Regions from separate parts of the Homo sapiens genome. Here region 1 is linked to region 2. Evidence: chromatin contacts called from ENCODE Hi-C or POLR2A ChIA-PET data. All regions are on one chromosome and are shown on one strand. The core of a region is the stretch at or near the end of the contact, and the rest is flanking DNA. Distances in the headings are between cores, read along the strand shown.

What was found. Hi-C counts contacts between places; a loop is a spot of excess contacts on that map. ChIA-PET counts read pairs that join two places held with the same protein, here RNA polymerase II (POLR2A). Pooled maps may share reads with other maps.
Region 1: a loop to region 2 is called in a map of dorsolateral prefrontal cortex, with 2.7 times the contacts of the local background. The contact joins two enhancer-like sites. A Hi-C loop is called at or near these places in 5 of 168 maps with a recorded cell type or tissue (Caco-2, dorsolateral prefrontal cortex, heart right ventricle and 1 more) and 7 of 50 pooled maps. POLR2A ChIA-PET finds 5 or more read pairs at or near these places in 2 of 52 experiments (H1 and K562).

What each region holds. Positions count from the first base shown.
Region 1 is chr2:15,809,276-15,815,957 of GRCh38, forward strand. No RefSeq gene overlaps it. Among named protein-coding and RNA genes, the nearest start is that of MYCNUT, 110 kb to the right of the region's middle. RefSeq lists enhancers at 1-707, 1,436-2,163. Within about 2 kb of position 1,523, at least 2 of the 41 ENCODE cell types and tissues checked have a DNase peak (open chromatin) inside an H3K27ac peak, as active enhancers do.
Region 2 is chr2:15,633,938-15,640,260 of GRCh38, forward strand. No RefSeq gene overlaps it. Among named protein-coding and RNA genes, the nearest start is that of DDX1, 45 kb to the left of the region's middle. RefSeq lists a silencer at 1,874-2,074. Within about 2 kb of position 4,939, at least 2 of the 41 ENCODE cell types and tissues checked have a DNase peak (open chromatin) inside an H3K27ac peak, as active enhancers do.

The DNA of each region.
Region 1 (6,682 bases), core at 273-2,772, 170 kb after region 2:
GGCCGGGAGTCCTGCTTCCTGTATTGCTCTGGAATAAGTTCGCCCACCGCTTCCATAATAAGACATTCCTGCTAATTTGCCGGGAGCTGAAAGGGATTTCTGTTTTTAGCTTTGGGTCTGTGGCAACTGTTTTGTTTTAGATGAAAATTAAATGGGGAAGGGAGCTGGGGTTGGGTGGGGGATGGGAGGCGGAGCCGTAATTGAAGTGCATTACTGCTAATTACTTCGCCCTTTCTTTCAGTCATCATGTTGACAGAGAAATCTATTACCCAGCAGCTCCGTTTCCACAAATTGCCCTTCCCCGAGGACTTTGGGGAGGAGGCTAGATGGTGCTAGGGGAAATCGCTGCTTTGTTGGAGAAGTGGGCCTCCAGCCCTCCTCAGAACGCGGCTCCAGCTGTCTCCTAACCAGAGAGAGGGAAGCTAGTGGGTACCCCGCAGGAGGCGGTGGGAGTCACCTGGGAGTCCTGTCCCACCCAGGGTCCTCCCAGCGGCCTCCTCTTACAGATCACCTGGAATGCTGATGAGGTGGGTGGGGAGACAGCCTGGTCTCTGCCTCAAAACAAGAAAGAGAGTTGGAGGAAATGCTGCCTCAAGTAGCAGCCGTGTTGAAAGCTCTTGCGTATTTGGCCAATGAAATAAGGAGCGGGGCCCTGGGCCGTGCCTTCTGCCTCATTCTGCCTCTCCTGGGCCTTCCTCATCCCTCCGCCTCTCCTCTTCCTCCTCTCTGCGTGTGACATTCCCTCTCCTCTTCCCCGGTCTTCCTCTCTCCTTCACCTCCTGCCTCCTGCCCTCCTCTTTCCTCTTGCCCTCTTGCCCTCTTGCTCCTCGTGGCTCAGCCCCACCGAGGGCCAGTGTTGAGGAGTTTGGGACAGTCATATCAGTGCCTACTGGGTTCCCCATCTCCTCCCTCCCCATCTGTCTTTCCAAGTCATCTCTTAAGACAGAGCTCTAGCATGTGCTAGGGGGTTAGACACCTATGGGCCAGTGAGAAGACGGAAATGATCGGGAGAAGAGCTCGCAGAGCCTGCCTGGCTGCAGCCCCTCCCTTGGCCTCTTCTCTCAGCCTATGCTCCCTCAAAACACATGCGTGGGGCCTCGGTGGCGAGGACGCATCAGAGACAGAGCAAGACGCGAAGTCTGCCCCTAAGAGGCTCATCGTGGCAGGTGACGGGTTGGGGAGAATAAGATGCGTCTAGTTATACCTAGAGCCTAGGACTGAATATAACCAAGGCTAAGCTGCCTTGAGACCCGGTCTCTGCTCCACAAACACCAGTCCAGCATCCACAATAATTTACAAGCAATAGAATCTTGCCTTCCGTGTCTGAAGGGAGTCTGCATTCTTCATGCTTGGCAAAGCTTCTGGAAATCCCTTTTTAATAATATGATTCCAGTCTCTCCCCATCCCCTCACTCCCCCCAGTGACCAATTCTGCCTGTTCCAGTGTGAGCCCCACTCACCGCTTTGGCTTGTCCAGGGTCCCGTCACCCATTCTCTGCCTCCTCCCTCCACACAGGGCCCGGCAGAGGCGCCTCAGAAACTCAGGTCGGTCCTCAGCAGGGCATGTGGGAAGGGCCCGGTGTCGGGCATTGTTTCCCTGTCAGTCTATAGCTGCTGTGGGTCCAGCACCCCCACCACCCACCCCAGCTAGTCTTTGAGCCTGAGAGCACATTACAAGTTTCCAAGATAAGAATGTACTGGCCCCGAAGCTTGGCTGGGACTCTGCCCTTGATGGAGGGTGTGAGGGGGGAACAGAGAGCTCCCCGGGGCATGGGCCACTGTTCTCAAGGCCTTTGCCTTCAGTTCAGGGCCCTACATCTGGAACAGAGCAGGAGGCCAGGGAAAAAATGTCTGCAGAAGAGATCAAACCGTGAATTGTTTTCCAAAGAGCTGGAGAAGGCTTAGGGTATGAACACATCATCAGATTCTGCCAAATAATGGTGGAGGGTACCTGGGAAGACAGGAGGTTATTCAAGGTCTCAGGACACCTCCCACTAGGGTACTGGACAGGTCTGTGGCCTTCCCTTCTTTCCTCACTCCTTTCTCCCATATGCCCTCGGAGGAGGAGCCTGGTGGGGGGGAAGGGGAAGTTTCAATGCATTTTCCTGGGAAATGACTTCTCCGGAGTCACATTTCTTTTAGGTCTATATGGTAGAGTCATGGACTGTCCAGCCGCCCTTGACTTAGTTGGCTGAGATCCACCCAGGAAGCAGGTCCCTGATCTCAGGCGTGGATTCTCTGGAGGGGCTGGATGGGCTGCCTGTGCCTCCTGCAGGCCCTCCTCCGCTGGAAGGAGGCAGGCCAGGAGATGCCTCGCATTCCTGTGGGGCAGTGGGCTGGAGAGGTAGTTGTTTCTTTTTTTTTTTCTTAGAGGCACGGTCTTGCTGTTGTCCAGGCTGGAGTGCAGTGGCGCCATCATAGCTCACTGCAGCATCAACCTCCCGGGCTCAAGTGATCCTCCCTCCTCAGCCTCCTGAGTATCTGGGATTATAGTTGTAAGCCACCACACCCAGCCTAGAGAGGTTTTAAGGCTTCCAGCCTCCCTTGGGGCATGGAGGTCTCCCTCCATAGGCCTGGGATGGGTAGTTGTGGTTTGGGCTGAATGCTCTTGATGATTATCAAGCTACTCCTGGGGTATCCCTGCAGATGAACATGAGACTGAATTTCTGGAAGGAGGAGAAGCTGTGATGAATGCAGAGAGGGTGCACTCGGGATAGACAGATCACTTTGTCTCAAGTGCAAATTGTGATGAATTGGAGGCCACATGCACCGACAGTCACAGGTGGGAGGAAACAGAGAGGGCACCTGGTCCATCCCTCATAGGACTGATGGAAAATGTGGACCCAGAGAAGGAGAGATGTCTGTCCAGAGCCACACACCAGGAGCCCCACCTTCACCCCCCTTTCCTCCCCGCCCCACACTCACTGCGCTCTTGTAATGAGGTTAATTCCACTACGAAAATCTCACAGGATGGAAAATCCCCCAACTGTCCCTGCTTGGGCTTAGTTTTTAGAAATTCAAGGACGTGTACACATTTCAGTTCTTTTTTTTTTTTTTCAAACTGAATGTTTAAAATTCAGGCATCTTTTGTTCCACTCGATTCTGGAAGAATAATTCTAGGGACTTCAAGATCTCATTTAACAAGCGTTACAGCTTGATGAAATGCTGATTTTCATATTGTTCTCAAACTGCACAGTTGCAGAAGCCAATGCCAAATGCAAGCAGGATATTTTGAAGGAAAAAGCTTAAAATTGAAATCCACGTTGACAAATCCGAGATGAATGGCAGCGTGATGAGCACAGGGCTGCAGTTTCTCAGTCAGCCTGGAAAGGCAGTAGGGCGTGGCCAGAGACAACAGGCTGTGGACAAGGACCTGGCTCAGATTTAGGCTCTGCGACTGCTGGCTGAGCCACCACATGCAAATTTGTTTGTAAATGATAAGGGAATCTGGACTGGCAGGGAGGATTTGGCTAGTTTTTGTGGCCTTTGAGGTGCAAATGACAAGAAACTTGAGAAAAGCAAAGTCTCTCTTAGGGTTGAGATTTCTCTGCTGCCTACAGTTTAGCTGCAGTGTTGAAAGAATAGGGAGGTTGAAAGGCATCATGTTGGATGGAAAAGAGAATTGGAGTCTGCAGATGGGGATCCACTAACCAGCAGACTTCTCATGTGGACACTGAGCTGACAGATCAGAACTTACGTACTGCGTTGAGGACAACTCCAAGTGGCACTGAGAGTAGAGCCTGGCACTGAATAAATATGAATACATTTCAAATGAGGAATTAGCAATGGCCATGCTGGACACTGTTTTGAGAAGAATTGGTGGGTTCCTGGATCAGCAGGAACATTTGCATTGATTACCCAGCCATGGACTGGTTAGGGTGGAGCAAAGGCTTCATATATGCACCATAGTTACTGACCCTGGACTAAATGAGTTCTGAGCTCCTGTGGATGGCTGTTGGCATCAGGTTCTGTGTCCACACAATGTCAGAATCACTCCCTGGAGAAGGGTCAAGCTCTAACCATCTGGACAGCTGGATGCCGGGTGTGGGGCTGCTGTGTATGGCCATGCAAGCTGTGCCCTGCACAACTCCAGGTCTGCTCTTCACATGGTCTATTGGAAGCATGGCGCCCTGGAGCTGGGCAGCACAATGGCGCTGGCTGAGAGGTAGCAAACTGCAACTGAAAAAGCACTGTCCCAGAACCTAGGAGACCTGGTTCATAGTTTTCTGTCTGAATTTGTCGCCAATTCCCTTTGGGGCCACACTCAAGGCCTTCCCCATCTTTGTCTCCAGCATCCCCATCTACATTTGCAACCACTGGTTCCCAAGTGCTCCCCCGGGGCCCTGCAACCAGCATTCCAAGCACTTGGGTGTTTTGCAACTTCTGTTTGCTTTGCCATAGAGCCAGACCTCTAACCTGGGCAACTAGACTTGTTTCTTGGGCAACTGTAAAGCCAGGCCGACTCCTCAGACCATGAGGGGCAGTGGGGGTGGGGATGGGGGTGGGCTTTCGCCACAGCTCAGTGCTCTTGCCAGCTCCCAGGCTCTGGGGCTCCCAGGAGGACTCCCTTGCAGAGGCCAGGCCCTGCTCTGCAGAGCAGGTGAAGCACTCCTGTGGACATCACCTTTGGGTACCATGCAGGGCAAGACCCAGCCTTCCTCTCTTGTCTCAAGGAATGAGCCTCACCCCACCCTTTGCTCCTCATGCACCAGCTCTGCTGACCTCACAGCAGGTCTCCATACTGGCCCTGCGGTTTCCTCCCTCTGAGCCTTTGTACAAACCAGTCCTTCTGCCTGGAATGTCCTCCCACTTCCTCTAGTCTATCCTCAAAGTCCCATCTGAGTGGAGCCATCTCAGCGAACTCCCTCCCTTCCAGAGAGAAGCAGTCACCTCTCCTTTGTGTGGTGCCGCTTCTATTTCCAGGTTCTCCTACAGAGCACTTAATGCTCTGCTTTTCCAATGCCTGGGAGCTCTTCCTGGGAAGGGAAGGTATCTGCACAGAATAATAATAGGCCATTTCTGTAAGCACTGACCATGTGCTAAGCATTTCACATGTATAATTTCAAGAAGTGGGTATTGAACTTGACTCATTTCATAGAGGAGGAAACTGAGGCCAGAGATCACTCAGCAAGTGCATGGCAGCTCAGAGTTCAGCTCCCCATCTCCAGAACCTGGAGATCTGCCCGCTGCTTCTCCTGAAGTGAGCCATCTCCTCTGCAGCCGGCCTTTCATTCCCTGCCCCAGTCCTGGGTATAGTCGGACTGTCTTGGAGGAGCAGCTCTCTGAGCACCCCAGACAGAAAGCCTTGGCAGCTCAACATCAAACCGGGTGGGGGGGGGGGTGTGGATTCATCCTGTGCGGTGGCGTGGGGCAGACGTAAACATTGCTGAGTGAGACATGCAGTTTTCCAAGGGAACTGTTATCTGTGCAGGCCCGTTTGTGGGGCATTGAAATGAATTCCTTCCAGGAGGATTATCTTTCCTGCTTTATTATATTATATTTTATTTTTTTAGTGTGTTGCAAGTGTTAAAACTAGTTTTCAAGACCTGTTAATGAATCCAGAGTGATTATGTTGATATCCCCATCAATTATGCAGAAAATCAGGTAAAATGACTATTTAGTTTATGTAATAGATGTGTGGGCTTCTTGTTCACTCTCTGAAAGAACATTCCTGAAAGGGTCATTTTTTATTTCCGGAGATGCCTTTTTTCCTAATTGCTTGAAGGTTTGAAAATTGCTCCCTTTCCCCCATTTTCCTTCTGTGCAAATGTGTTTCCTCATGTCACATTTCCCTGACACCTCCAGTCCCCTGGAGAAGCAGAGCCCCTCCTCCAGCCTCCCACGTGCCTTCTGTCTCACCAGGAAAACCTCCGAGATTCAAAACCAAGTTGGAAGAAACACAAACCCTTTGGTTTTTCTCTTTTGTAAATAGATTTGACACAATGAAGTGGGAAGAGGCCAATCCTGAGTAGAAGGAGAGCTGGTTCCCGTTCCCAGCACTGCCGTGAGTTTGCTGAGTGACTTGGGCACGTCCCTCCTTCCTTCTGTTTCCTCAGCTCTACAATGACAAAGACAAACTGAGGGTCTACTAGGTAGGACGAGGGCCTGTGGTTGGAAGGTCCAGGAGCCAGATTCTACTTGACTGGGAGGAAATCTTTCTCTGAGAGCTTACCAGCCTGTCCAGTCGCTGTGAGATGACCTGATCTGAGAGTGGGCAGCCATCCTGAAAAATGCTGTACTCAGGGATTCAGATATGGGTGAGATTGGGCCAGGTGACCTTCAAGTCTCATTTAGCCTCAGAATCTCTGGTTCCTGGGCTCGACATGGTCAGCGGTTTCTTCCATCTTTAAAGGCCAGCAGGACACTCTGTTCGTTGCTCTTTGACCTTTTAAGCACCTGCTCACACAGTGGGAGGCTCGCCACCTATGGGGAAATGTACCTCTCAGTTCTTCTACCCAAGCCCCCCTGTGCAAATGTTACAGGTCTGAACTGGACACATCTTTCTTAGCGCATTGTCTTTCAGACTCCATCTGAATGCATTGGAAAGATTGAAAGTAGAGATAGCGTTGTTTCCTAGACATGACTATCTTCATCATGCTAAATTACCTAACTGCAAAGGGGGCAAGACAGCCAAGCAGAGATTTTCCCAACAGGTGCCCCTTATTGTCTTCTATGAATATTGT
Region 2 (6,323 bases), core at 3,689-6,188:
TGGCATAATCTCGGCTCACCCCAATTCCTGCCTCCTGGCCTCAAGCTGTCCTCCCACTTCAGCCTCCTGAGTAGCTGTGACTACAGGCATGCACCACCACGTGTGGCTAATTTATACCTCATTCTTAGCATATCTTTTCCTGTTAGTTACATGGAAATTTCAGACTAGAGTAATCCCCACTCCTCCTTACTTTTTATTTATAGTCCCACTTCCAGAGAAAGTCATCGCTAACATTTTGGTTCATTTCTTTTTTCTGTAAATGTTTTGGTCTATATACGATTCTGTATTTTTATTTAACATAAGCATTTTTCTTATAAATACTATAGTGGCTACATAATACATTGAATGTACTATTGTTTGTGTAACCATTGCACTCTTACTGCTCAGGTGCATTGAGGGGAGTTGGAAAGGATGTGAACTTTATAATATTAGTCTTGGATTTGAATCTGGCTCTAACTCACACTATAAATATGACAGAAGGCAAGGTCCGTTAAGCTTTGATTTCTTTATGAAAATGGTGAAAATTCACATTATTCAGGATCATGTTAAGCATTCAGCAAAATGTCTAGTAGATGAGGAGGCATGTGTACTGTATTTATAGTAGTTACATTTTTTGTGTTACACAGAATGCTGCAGTGAACATCTTCTGTCTTTTGAATTATTTTAAACTAGATTCCTAGAAATTGAGTTATTGAATTAAAGAGCCTGAATGTTATGAACATTTTTCAGAGTCATCAGATTGCTTTCTGAAAGAGTTGAGCTGGTTGACGTTAACACTAACAATATAGGAAGAAGTCTGTACAATTTATTTTACAAACTGAAGTATAGTTTGTTGCGCTCAAAGTATGCTTTCCTGATGTCTCTTCATATGGTGTGTGAATTAGTGCTGGTGAGTAGAGGTAGTCTCACATCTTACATGCAACTTCTTGCCTCCCATGGGCTCCCACTCCTGGTCCCACCATCATCAGATAAACAGGGACCTAGACTTGTTTTAAATAAGGTGCAGGCTTTTTTTTTTTTTTTTTGATTTCCTAATTTTTGTCTTTAAAGGTAGAAGTGCATGTGGCAATGACTGGGAACTGCCCAGATTAAAAAAAAAAATGTTGGTTCCTGGCCAATTCCAAATGGGTAAAGCTATTTAATCACATTCCTCTCCTTGTTCTGACTTAAAAGGGAACGACACACTATTTCAATTTGAATGAGATTTGTAAAATATCAAAAAAGTATAGATAAATATAAAATGAGGTCCCTGATAGGTTCTCTTGCAGTAATTTTATCATTTCTCTATAGATGTTGACAGTTTCTAAAGTCCTACCAGGCATTTTTTCTAAGTGACCTTATTTGGGAGGAAAAAGGAATATGTGTCAGAAGGGAAAAAATGTAGTGGAACAGGAAGGAAAGGGAGGGATACTATTTTGCTACTCCAAAGTAATTGATAGAGGATTCCTTTGGAGGGAGGAGTGGAGAGGGAATTTTTGCAGTTGTTTTCCATTCTACTGCTTTAAATCATTACCTTTCATTTAAACTCATTTAAATGTCTACTTTTTTCTGATGGATTCCACTCTTTCTGGTCAAAAGTATTGAGGGGAATTTGAAAGACAAGTCATCAGGTAGGCCTGGATTTGATCCCAACAATAGTTACTGACTTCTAGAGCTAAATCACATGCAGAGATCATTAGATATAAGGTGGGAACCAGGAATCTGCATTTTAACAAATTCCTGAAATAATTGTGTTCATGCAGATGGACCTTGAACCACAATTCAAGACACACTGTTACAGAGAAACAACTCTTAGAGCTTTTATTCTCACTGCAATCTTTTACTTGAGGATTTGGTTAAGATCTAAAATGACGTCTGAAAGACAGATGCTTGCTGTGTTAGAATCATGTCTCCTAGTTCACTGCCTTTGGACCCAAGATGTCCACCTTGAGTTCTGTTTCCTTAGCTTAGTGGTTCTTAACCCCAGCTGCACATTAAGGTCCCCTAGGATACTTTAAAAGAAAATACCGGTGTCTGCACTTCACCTCCAGAAATTCTGATTTAATTGCTCTGGAGTGGGGCCTAGATGGCCTCAGTGATGTTAATGTGCTGCCAGGCTTGGGAGCAGCTGCCTTAAACTGAGTCTGACCCTAGATGTTTCTTGGTCCTATTGCAAATCCTTGTGTCCTTTGCACCCATCCAAGCCAATGTGTCTTAAGGTTACATATAGTCAGACTCAAGCTGGAGCCCTTGTTGAAATATTATGTAGTGGGGATTATTGTAGAGAAACACTTTGATAGAAATTGTAACATATGTAATTTTTCAAGAAACTGATAAGATTATTCACCACCCGTAGTCTACTCAGAGGCTACTCACCTGTAGCCAAGTGAGTTTAATTCCCTTCAAAATAGTCACTTTGGGGATTGAGGCAAGTCTTTTTAAGGATGCTTCAATTTTTCAAAACCCATTTGGCCTTTTCTCTGTTTTAGACGTTGCTACTTTGTTTTTATTTAAAACATTGCCATTGCTTTAGATAGGACCAGTTTATACTCTAAAAATCACTGGTTTAACCCAATACTTTACCTCACATCTTGTTCTCCAGCTGGGTAACTCATTCTGTTCACCAGAAAAGACTGTGATTGGTTGCTAGTTTTGTGTTTCCTTGAATTGAATCCCAATTTAAGGATAAATATTTGCTGCTGCCAAAGTAGGACTTTGAAGAGGCAGCCAGAGGATGTTTCTCTGCAGGGCAATAATTGGGTGTGAAGGGTTTCCAGTTTTTTGTGGTGGATTAGAGTCTCGGGGAAGACACTCTGAGATAGAAAATCCTGATCAGAACAGGAGTCGAGAGAGAGGAGAGGCCGGTAGGGACAGGGTCAGTTGAATATTGGAGCAATGTTGTTTGATAATGAGTTTTGATTTTCCTTTTCTACATTGTGATTCTCTTAATACCTTCAGATGTTTGCTACCTAGGTCGGCAAGTAGGTCTGTCAGTATGACTTGCGTATGAAAGAGAAAGCTCTTCTGTGTTTAGACAAAGTAATGCTAGGAACAGGGTGTGGGAACTGATTAGGATCCTGTTCTGTGGGAAATTGGTCCCTAATGGTAAGAGGGGACAAGCAACTTCTCTGGAGTAGTAGTCTAAAGCTCAGAAGAGTGACAATCAGGCTTAGTGGCAATCAGGCTTTGTAAGCATTCTCAAGAATCCTTAGGTGCATTGGGGAGAGAATTGGCTAACTTACAGACACACAGGCTGAAAGCTTGAGGTATTTTGTTTGGCTCTTAAAGGCTAGCAATTTGGAGACATTGGCTTGCTTATACCCATATCATAAAATTCTGTTCACTTAAAATATTGATGTTAATTCTATTGGTTGTAATAAACTCTATCGTGTGCTTCTGCCCATAAATTATTATTCATTTTCCCACTGTTGTTAACCCAGCACCAAGAGAATACTTACTTACAAAATAACGCAAATGCATGGGGCCCCTCAACGCCAGCCTTCATGGGGTTGTGATTCATTATTTCCCAGTTGAGTGCACCAGGTGGCGCCAGTGTCACAGGAATACCCACAAAGAACACTGTGCTGGTGTATTTTTACCACTTGGGGTCACTTAAGGATTACCCGACTCCCTTTTTTTTTCATCTGAGCAAATCACAGATTCAAAGGAATTATTTCCCATTACATTTGACAGAGGCTGTGGTCTTTTTTTCTGGATCCTGAAGGCCAAGAAATGAGCATGAGGGTTTTATTTTTCTGTGAGTTGGCCCCGTGCAGTTTGTGCTCCAGTGTGTTCTCCTGTCACAAAGCACTTGCACATCCACCACACCAGCTTGCTCCTGGGCTCAGCACTGGGGACTTCTATGTACAAAGAACTTCCACACATGTCAAAATTGCCTTTATGCTAATTGCTATGCTCATTAACATCTCCAGAACTCGGAATGCTTTTTCTCAGTCATTTCCTTTGATTCTGCCTGTCTCTGAAAGCCCAGATTGAATGAAATCAGGTGAAGTATCATGTCAACAAGTCACTGCTGCCTGCTAGTCTTTCTGCCACTTACACAGTGGATCCTAGGCATTACGGCGTTGCCCTTCAAGAGCATGTTGGAGATTTGTGGAATGGTCTTCAACTGACTTTGCCTGCTTGGGGTTGGGTTTGGGTGGGGGTGAGGGCAGGATGTGTGGGCTTAGACAGACCAAATAATGAACCTCATGACTTCAAATAGTAGCTCATGGCTACTTATTTGAAAACCATAAGTGATGATTGGACACCCCAAGTGATAGTCTTCCACAATGTCCCTGCTAGCCAAACAGGGAGATTTGGGATTTTGGATTAAGAGATACTAAGTGGAAAAACAGCCAGACCTGATCTGTCCTTCTGCCTTCTGCTTTTCTCCAAAGAATAGCTTCTTGGGTGGGAGCAGGAGAAGGCTTAGTCACTGTTCAAGAGCAGCCTCTTCTGGTATAATTTATACCTATGACAGGAGCCCATTTGGCCTTTACCATTTAAGAGTTGTTATTAATCCATGTCAACCCCCATTCAAGAGCCTGTGATGGGCCTTGATTGTGTTTAAGTCCAGACTAATTTGGGCACTTAGGGCCCTCTAAAATCTAGTCCCAACCTTCCTAGTCCTATTTCCCATACTCCTCAAATCATATCAAATCTGGACTCCTTATTCCCCTCCATATATAACAATGGATAAAATTTATGACCCTTCACTATATCAGGTACTGTTCTAAGTGTTTACCCATCCTAACTCAATCCTCACACCAACCCCAGAAGACAAATTTTACTGGTGTTCCCATTTTCATAGATAAGGAAACTGATGCACCAAGAAATTAGTGATTTGCTGAAGATCATGTGACTAGGAAGCAGTGGAGCCAGAATTAGAATCCAGGCACTTGTCCACTACTCCCTGCTCAGTCCTGCTGCTTAAAGACCTGCCTCAAAGAAGGCTGCTCAAAGTCCTGCCTTCTCTTGCCTGTCAAAATTCCACCCATCCTTAGGGACCTGAGTCACTGCCACCTCTCTTGTGGGGGCATGAGAACATCATGCTTTTGAATACCAGCCATGAGCCAGCTATTTTGTATTTTGCCTCATGTAAGAGCCAATGCTATCATTTTTTGCAGATAAGGAATCCAAGGCCCAGAATAGTGAAGTCTAAGTACCCCAGGTTGAGGTTTTTTTTGTTGTCTGTTTGTTTGTTTGTTTTTGAGACAGAGTTTTGCTCTTGTTGCCCAGGCTAAAGTGCAATGGCATGATCTTGGCTCACTGCAACCTCCGCTTCCCGGGTTCAAGCTATTCTCCTGCCTCAGCCTCCCGAGTAGCTGGGATTACAGTCATGTGCCACCATGCCCAGCTAACTTTTTTGTATTTTTAGTGGAGATGGGGTTTCACTGTGTTGGCCAGGCTGGTCTCGAACTCCTGACCTCAGGCGATCCATCCTCCTCAGCTTCCCAAAGTATTGGGATTACAGGTGTGGACCACCACGCCTGGCCCTAGGTTGAGTTTTTCAGGCCCCAGAGCCTGTATTTCTGCTCTGTTGCTCTCTCTCCAGGAAGGCCTCTAGTACATCACCCTTTGTCTCGTCCTTATACTTTATGATGCAGCTTTTAAATTTTTTCGTTTTTCTTTTTCTTTTTCTTTTTTTTTTGAGATGGCGTCTCACTCTGTTGCTCAGACCGGAGTGCAGTGGTGCGATCGTGGCTTATTGCAGCCTGGACTTCCTGGGCTCAAGTGACCCTCCCACCTCAGCCTCCCAAGTAGCTAGGACTACAGGTGCACGCCACCACACCCAGACTAACTTTTAAAATTTTTGGTAGAGACAGGGTCTCTCTATGTTGTCTAGGCTGGTCTCAAACTCCTGGGAGCTCAAGCGATTCTCCTGCCTTGGCCTCTCAAAGTGTTGGGATTACAGGTGTGAGCCACTGTGTCCAGCCTGCAGCTCTTAATTTTTAAAAACTGCTGTATGACTTTTTTTCCCACTCTCTGTTTCCAGGTGGGTTAAATTCTGCTTCGGTGAAGGGTTTCTGGATGTCCTTTTTCTCTCCCTACAGTGTGCACAGTGGGTGTACAACAAATATTATGATTAGCTTTTCATAAAATGGGAGGGTCTATCAACTTAACCTGGAAGAAATGAAAGTTCCTCTGTGGATACTGAGACCCAAAACAGAAAAACACCTAATGACTTTTAACCCTGAGCAGGAATCATTATTCCATGGTCCTATCCAGGACAGGATAGAAGACCAGGATGGTTTTCAATGGGAAAATACAGGTTTTGGCTTCTTCAAGAAAACCTTGACCAAAGCCTGAGCCTGATTTTGAGCATATGGGCCCAAAGCTCC